Regions from separate parts of the Homo sapiens genome. Here region 1 is linked to region 2. The links are chromatin contacts, found by Hi-C or POLR2A ChIA-PET in ENCODE. All regions are on one chromosome and are shown on one strand. The core of a region is the stretch at or near the end of the contact, and the rest is flanking DNA. Distances in the headings are between cores, read along the strand shown.

What was found. A loop is a pair of places that touch in the nucleus more often than their neighbours do. ChIA-PET counts read pairs that join two places held with the same protein, here RNA polymerase II (POLR2A). Pooled maps may share reads with other maps.
Region 1: a loop to region 2 is called in a map of pancreas, with 7 times the contacts of the local background. The contact joins the promoter of ZNF841 here to the promoter of ZNF701 in region 2. A Hi-C loop is called at or near these places in 1 of 168 maps with a recorded cell type or tissue (pancreas) and 8 of 50 pooled maps. POLR2A ChIA-PET finds 5 or more read pairs at or near these places in 1 of 52 experiments (B cell).

Annotation. Positions count from the first base shown.
Region 1 is chr19:52,093,920-52,097,121 of GRCh38, reverse strand. It overlaps ZNF841 (zinc finger protein 841), which reads left to right and starts at 1,357. Exons shown (of 7, transcript NM_001136499.2): 1 at 1,357-1,547; 2 at 3,151-3,202.
Region 2 is chr19:52,568,581-52,571,730 of GRCh38, reverse strand. It overlaps ZNF701 (zinc finger protein 701), which reads right to left and starts at 1,444. Exons shown (of 4, transcript NM_018260.3): 1 at 1,401-1,444. It also overlaps a transcript of ZNF808 not described here. RefSeq lists enhancers at 407-1,015, 1,176-1,425, 2,235-2,844.

The DNA of each region.
Region 1 (3,202 bases), core at 108-2,607, 470 kb after region 2:
CATTTATAACCTGACGCATCTGGCCGGGCGCGGTGGCTCATGCCTGTAATCCCAGCACTTTGGGAGGCCGAGGTGGGCGGATCACGAGGTCAGGAGATCGAGACCATCCTGGCTAACGCAGTGAAACCCCGTCTCTACTAAAAATACAAAAAATTAGCTGGGCGCAGTGGCAGGTGCCTCTAGTCCCAGCTACTCGGGAGGCTGAGGCAGGAGAATGGCGTGAACCCAGGAGGCAGAGCTTGCAGTGAGCCGAGATAGCGCCACTGCACTCCGGCCTGGGCGAAAGAACGAGACTCCGTCTCAAAAAAAATAATAATAATAATAACCTGACGCGTCCACCCTACTGCTGTGTCTGGTTTCCATTGGCTGGAATCGGACCCAATTCTGTGCTTGACCTGATTGGCTAGCACCTTAGAACTTCCCAAAAGAGGCAAAGGCAGAGGAGAACAAAGGAAGAGAGGAAGTAACTTGTGGAAGGCTGAGAGAGGCAAAAACACTTCCAAATAAGGAAGAGGAATAGGCTGTGACCTAATGCTTGCTTGGAACAATTCAGGCATGCCAGGGCAAATATCTAGGCTAAAATGTGGGAGCTAAGAACACAGAGTATATTGATTTATCTATTATGGCTAGCAGATATTTAAGAATATTAGCACAGGTCTTTGAGTAAATTTTGCTTCTAAGAGAGGTTACTATCTATTCTCAATTAGACTGGGAGGAAAGTCCCTTTGAAGAGGAACCTCTACTTATTTCATTTTCTACACTGTGTCTAGCACATTTCGCTTGGCATAATGTCTTCTGGGTTCCTGGATCCAGTCACTGCTCCACATCCAATCCCCACCGAGATCCCAGTTCCCTGACTACTGAGTAGCTTCAGCTTTTCTGGTAAGACTGGATGGAGTCCACCAGGCTCGGAAAAATCGGTTTTGACTTAAATCAGTTCAACTTGTTAAGAATAAATCATCTTAGTTTCCAGTATAAGTGGACCACAACTTTAAGATTCAACCTTAAATTCTGAAACATTAATTTAAAATGGGCAAGGAGCAACGCTGCTTCACAGGACAAGAAATAGTCACAAATACTCCCAAACCTGGAAAACAAAATCCTGCTGGGTGAGAGGCGGAGTGGAGAACAGGCCCCGCCTCGGCCCCGCCCACCCCTGGAGGCCCCGCTTCATCCCAGTTTTCGGTCCAGCCAAGCCCCACCTAGTCACGCCCCCTACCGCCCTGGGCCTCCCACCACCCTTTCGGGCCACTCCCAAGTCAGGCCAGTCTTTCCGCCCAGCCCTTTCCTAGTCGCGCCCCGCCTAGGCCCCGCCCCCAGGCCGCCCAGTTTTTCTTTCCGCGCCCAGTTTCCTGCACACCCGGAAGCAGATCGCGCTGGGGAAAGGCCACGTCGCTATGAGTGTGTTTCAGTCTACCTGGATTAAACGTTTGCTTCTCTTCGTCTACCTTGATTAAACGTGCACTTCGCAGTCCTCGGTTCTCCATACCCGTGACCTGGGGATCGCTACGGACCTTAAAATACCCGCAACAGCCCCTTCGTCCCAAGTAAGTAGGAGAATTGCTTCCCTTTCGGTTTAAAATCTCTCTGAGGCCGTTCCTTGCTCTCTGCCTTTCTTCCTTAGGACCATGTAGACAACCCCATTCAGGTAGTGTTCCCGCTTAAAACCCTCTGCTTGGGCCCCGCGCCAAGTCGAGTCCTCATTCGGGATGTGGACTAGCGCCCTTCGCGATCCCCGAGCTCCTCCGTCGTCTGCCCCTGGAGGGGAGCGCCCACTGTCCGGCTCCTGAAGGAGCCGCTTCTCCTCCCACGTCCTGGGATTCTGCAGACCCTCCCTGTCGTGAGACATCGTTCTCCGCGCCACCTCGTGTCGTCCTCACGCCGGGTCCTTCCGCTCCCCAGGCTTCCCCTTCACAGCCACTGCTTTTCTTGACTCCCCGTTGGGACAGGTTACCTGAGTCTGTCTTGTGACACCCAGTGTTCTTCCTTCCCAAATTTTACTCCACTGGAAAATGTGCTCTTCCGGGAGGTGGGCATCCTATTCCTCCCCTTTCCTCCCGAATGTGTGGGTGAGAGGGATCAGGAGAGGAAAAGACGGGGAACGACGGAGCAAAAGGAAAAACTGAGGAGAAAAGAATGAGGGAGACCCATAAATACACGGCAAAATGGATGATACTTTAGGGACTTGCAAAGAGAGCAAGAGTGAAAGAGAACGGATGGAAAAAGTAGCAGGGGGAGAAAAGCACACAGAGAAATTTAGAAAAAAAGGGGACCTTCAGAGAGATGAAGGGCAGCAAAATAGAGTGGGGCGGCAAAGGAGGAGGCACTGCAGACAGACAGACAGTGGGGAGAAGGTGAAAGAGTTGGAGCCGCGGCTGACAGAGCTACGTGGTGCTGGGACTGAAAGAGAGGGAGAGAGGGCAGTGGGTGACAAGCAGAGTAGAGGGAGAACCACAGCAGGGAGTAAGCCTAGGAAATTGGGGGTGCTAGAGAGTGGGAACAAAGGAGATGTAACAGGGAAGAGGGAATTTAACAAGGAGAGCAGAGAGGGAGCTTAGATGGGGGAAAAGAGGCAGAAATACGTGGAGATTGGGGACAATCGGAAAGATTGGGGAGAAAGAGCTACGAGAGGTGAAGTAAGTTGCAGAGCATTGGGCAGAACAGACATAAAAGAGGGAATAAAGAAAGGGGTGCAAAACAGAAAAGGAGAAAAAAAAGACGCTCAGAATGAGAGAGGGAAACACATAGCCGTGAAGAAAGCGGGAGAGGACCCCATCCAGATGCGTGACAGTTGATTGGATATGGATGGTGGTTGTAATATATTGATTTGTGGCTTTATACTCTGATTTGAAATATGTTTAAGTTGTACTCATGAGGATGAAAATCACCAAAGTTTTTTCTATAAGCCTTGTGCATTTTGTATGTATTTGTATCAAAAGATATTTGGAATTCCTATTTAGCCAGAGGGCAGTGACTTGATCCAGTTATTTGTGGTAACTCTCTTCTTCCCAATGATGGAGTAGAGCATAAAGGAGGGGAGAAATGGGGCAAGAAATGACTGACTGTCACTACAAGATATGTCTTTGGTGTTTTTTTTGGCTTTGTTCTGTTTTGTTTTGGGGGGGGACATGGTCTCTCTCTGCCGCCTAGGCTGGAGAGCAGTGGCATGATCTCGGCTCACTGCAGCTTCTACTTCCTGGCC
Region 2 (3,150 bases), core at 195-2,694:
AAAAGCAGGGAAAGAGGGTCAGCTGTAGAACTAAGACATAAGCAAACTTTTTCAATCAAGAATGCTTGGGTGGCCAGGTGCGGTGGCTCACGCCTGTAATTCCAACACTTTGGGAGGTCGAGGCGGGTGGATCACCTGAGGTCAGGAGTTCGAGACCAGCCTGGCCAACATGGTGAAACCCCGTCTCTACTAAAAATACAAAAATTACCTGGGCTCCATCCTCACGTCTTATTTAATCTCTTGTTGCTCCTTCTCCCCAATTCTTCGATCGTCCTCAATCTCCATATATTTCCGCCTCTTATCCCATCTCTGCATCTCTGCCGCTCTCCCTGTTAAATTCTCTCTTCTCTGTTTTACCCCCCGTCCCCACTCTCTAGCACCCCAGATCCCCAGGCGTCCTCCCTGCTGTGGTTCTCCCTCTGTTCTCCTTGCCACCAGCACCACTCTGCTCTGTCTGCCCTGGCTCCAAATTCCTCCTCTCTCTCTCTCTCTCTCTCACTCTGATGAGCCTCCCTCTTTGCTGCCCCTCTCTACCTTGCTGTCTGTCCTTCATCTCTCTGTACATCTAGCTTTTCTCTACATTTCTCCAGTTGCTTTTCTCCTCCTGCTTTCTTATCTTTTTTTTTTCACTTTTGCTGTCTCTTGGCAAATCCCTCACCCATCCTCTACTTTGCCATCTGTTATGGGTCTTTCTCATTCTTCTTTTCTCTGTCTCAGGTTTTCTACTACTCTCTGTCTCCTGATCTCTTTAGCCCACACAATCACAGGAGGGTTTGAAGTAAGACGCCTGCATCCCAGAGAGGCTCATTTTTCAGGGGTTGGAGCTAGGCAGGCAAGAACACACCGTGTCACAGGACTGGCCCCTGGCACCTCCCCAACGCTGGCTCAAGGAAAGTGGTGACTGCTAAGGGGAGACTTGGGGTGCAGCAAGGCCCAGCATGAGGCGGGAGGTGGGGTGCGACGACGCCTTCGGTGGGGTCCACAAGATCCCAGCACCAGGCAGAGAACTCGGCCTCCCTGAGACTGGGATCGCGACGTTTGCGCTTCAGGCGCCTAAAGGTTGAGACTGGGAGGCGCCCAGGCGGAAATACACATCTCGGGTGAGGACTTTGAAAAGCGCGGGGAGGGAGGAGTTAAAAAACGGTTTTGAGCACAGAAACTACGCGATAGGAAGTGTATACAGCGCCCTGTAGCAGAAAGACTGGAGACGGGAACAGCCTCAGGGCGACTTTAAACACAAAAGGAAGCGACTTCCGGATTCCCAGGGGAACGTCTGCATTTGCTCTGGTTGAAGGAAGATGGGCGAGAATTTACAGGTCTGTGGTGACCCCACGTCCCAGGTACGGAAGTGCCGGGGATATGGGGAGTGCAGACTTAATACAACACAGAGCAAAACTCACCGCCGCGGTGCGACCTTCACTCCACGGGATCCGCTTCCTGGTCTGCGCGGATGTGTGCGCACAGGACTAAAGCCAGGCCTGGGTGGAGCCAACGAGAAGGTGGGCGGGGCCTGATCGAGGTAGAGGCGGGGCCCCAGGCGGAGAGACCTTGCCCTTTAGAACCGGCAGAGGGCGGGGCCGGGGCGGGACCTGTGCGTCTCTCAGCCTCGCTCCCAGCGACTCTATTTTTCGGGCTTTGGAGGCGAGAGCGGTCAGGAAGGCTGAAGCACGATTCGAAAGCCCTGGAATTGTCTGGAACGGGGATGCAAACAAGAATGTAAAATGCAAAGCCCTGCCTGGGCGGAACGTACAATTTCATGCTGACGGCCCACAGAACAGAACAGAAATCCTCTCCCTTTCTATTCTCCATTCACTCAGGAGGGAGAGTCCACCCTGTGCTCAGCTTCAGAGACTTCCCTAGGGCCTCCGCCTGGGATGCGCGACGGAGTGTTCAGGCCAGGGAGGAGTGAAGTCACCACCTACTGCTTAAACATAGCAGGAATGCGGCCAGGTGGGCGGGAGCCTGAGGGCCAGAGGCGGGAGGATCACTGAGCCTGGGGGTCCAGGCCAGCCTGGGCGACAAAGTAACACACCCTCCCGCAGGGCTCCCCTCATCGTCTCTTTTAATTTTTAAAATAAAATTTTGATTGTGTGAGATAGGGATACAACATTATTCTTTTCCATGTGGATATCCAGTTAATTGTCCCAGCACATTTGTGGAAGAGATCTATTACTTTCTTTTTTTTCTTTTCTTTTTTTTTTTAAGACGGAGTATTTCTCTGTCGCTCAGGCTGGAGTGCAGTGGTGACATCTCGGCTCACTGCAGCCTCTGCCTCCTGGGTTGAAGCGATTCTCCTGCCTCAGCCTCCGGAATAGCTGGCATTACAGGCACAGGCCACCATGCCCGGCTAATTTTTGTATTTTGGGTAGAGACGGGGTTTCACCATGTTGGCCAGGCTGGTCTCGAACTCCTGACTTCAAGTGATCCGCCTGCCTCGGCCTCCTGAAATGCTGGGATTACAGGCGTGAACCACTGTGCCTGGCCCAAGAAATACTCTTCACTTCGCTCTTAAATGTTGAGAAAATACAATTGAAAACTAAAAAAATCTTCCCCTAAATGAGAAATCATCTTCACGACGATAACAGAGAAAGAAATAAAAACTATTTTATTAATAAATAGGCCTTAGACCAGCATGTGATGGGAAATAGAGGACAGTTGAGAGGTTGAAAAGAGAGAAAGAAACTTCACTGTTCTATACAACCCAAATACATGTTTTCAAGATAAACACTGATCAGTCCTCAGGGAAGAGGACTTGACAACACCCTTGGTCACACATAATTCATCCTGGCTCTACTTGGTAATGGAGGTGACCATCTGTGTCAGCTAACTAGCATCATCCTGAGGGAGGGGGAGAAACCCTAACCCATGTATTTTTGGCAAGTGTGAGTTTTACAGCATGGCGGACAGGTGCCCTCTCTGGTGAGGCTCCTACAATCCAACAGAAACTGATGTCAGCAGTAAATAATGAAATTTAGAATACATTATTAATTATAGAGTTTATTTGGACACAAAGCATGAGAATAGCCACCTGGAAACCTCAACTCCAAATGAATGGGGTCAGCGTTCCCAAGTAGAGACATTAACATTTCACACACACAAGGAAATACAGAGAAGCTTTCCCAGAACCACCACATTTTCCATTCAAGTCCA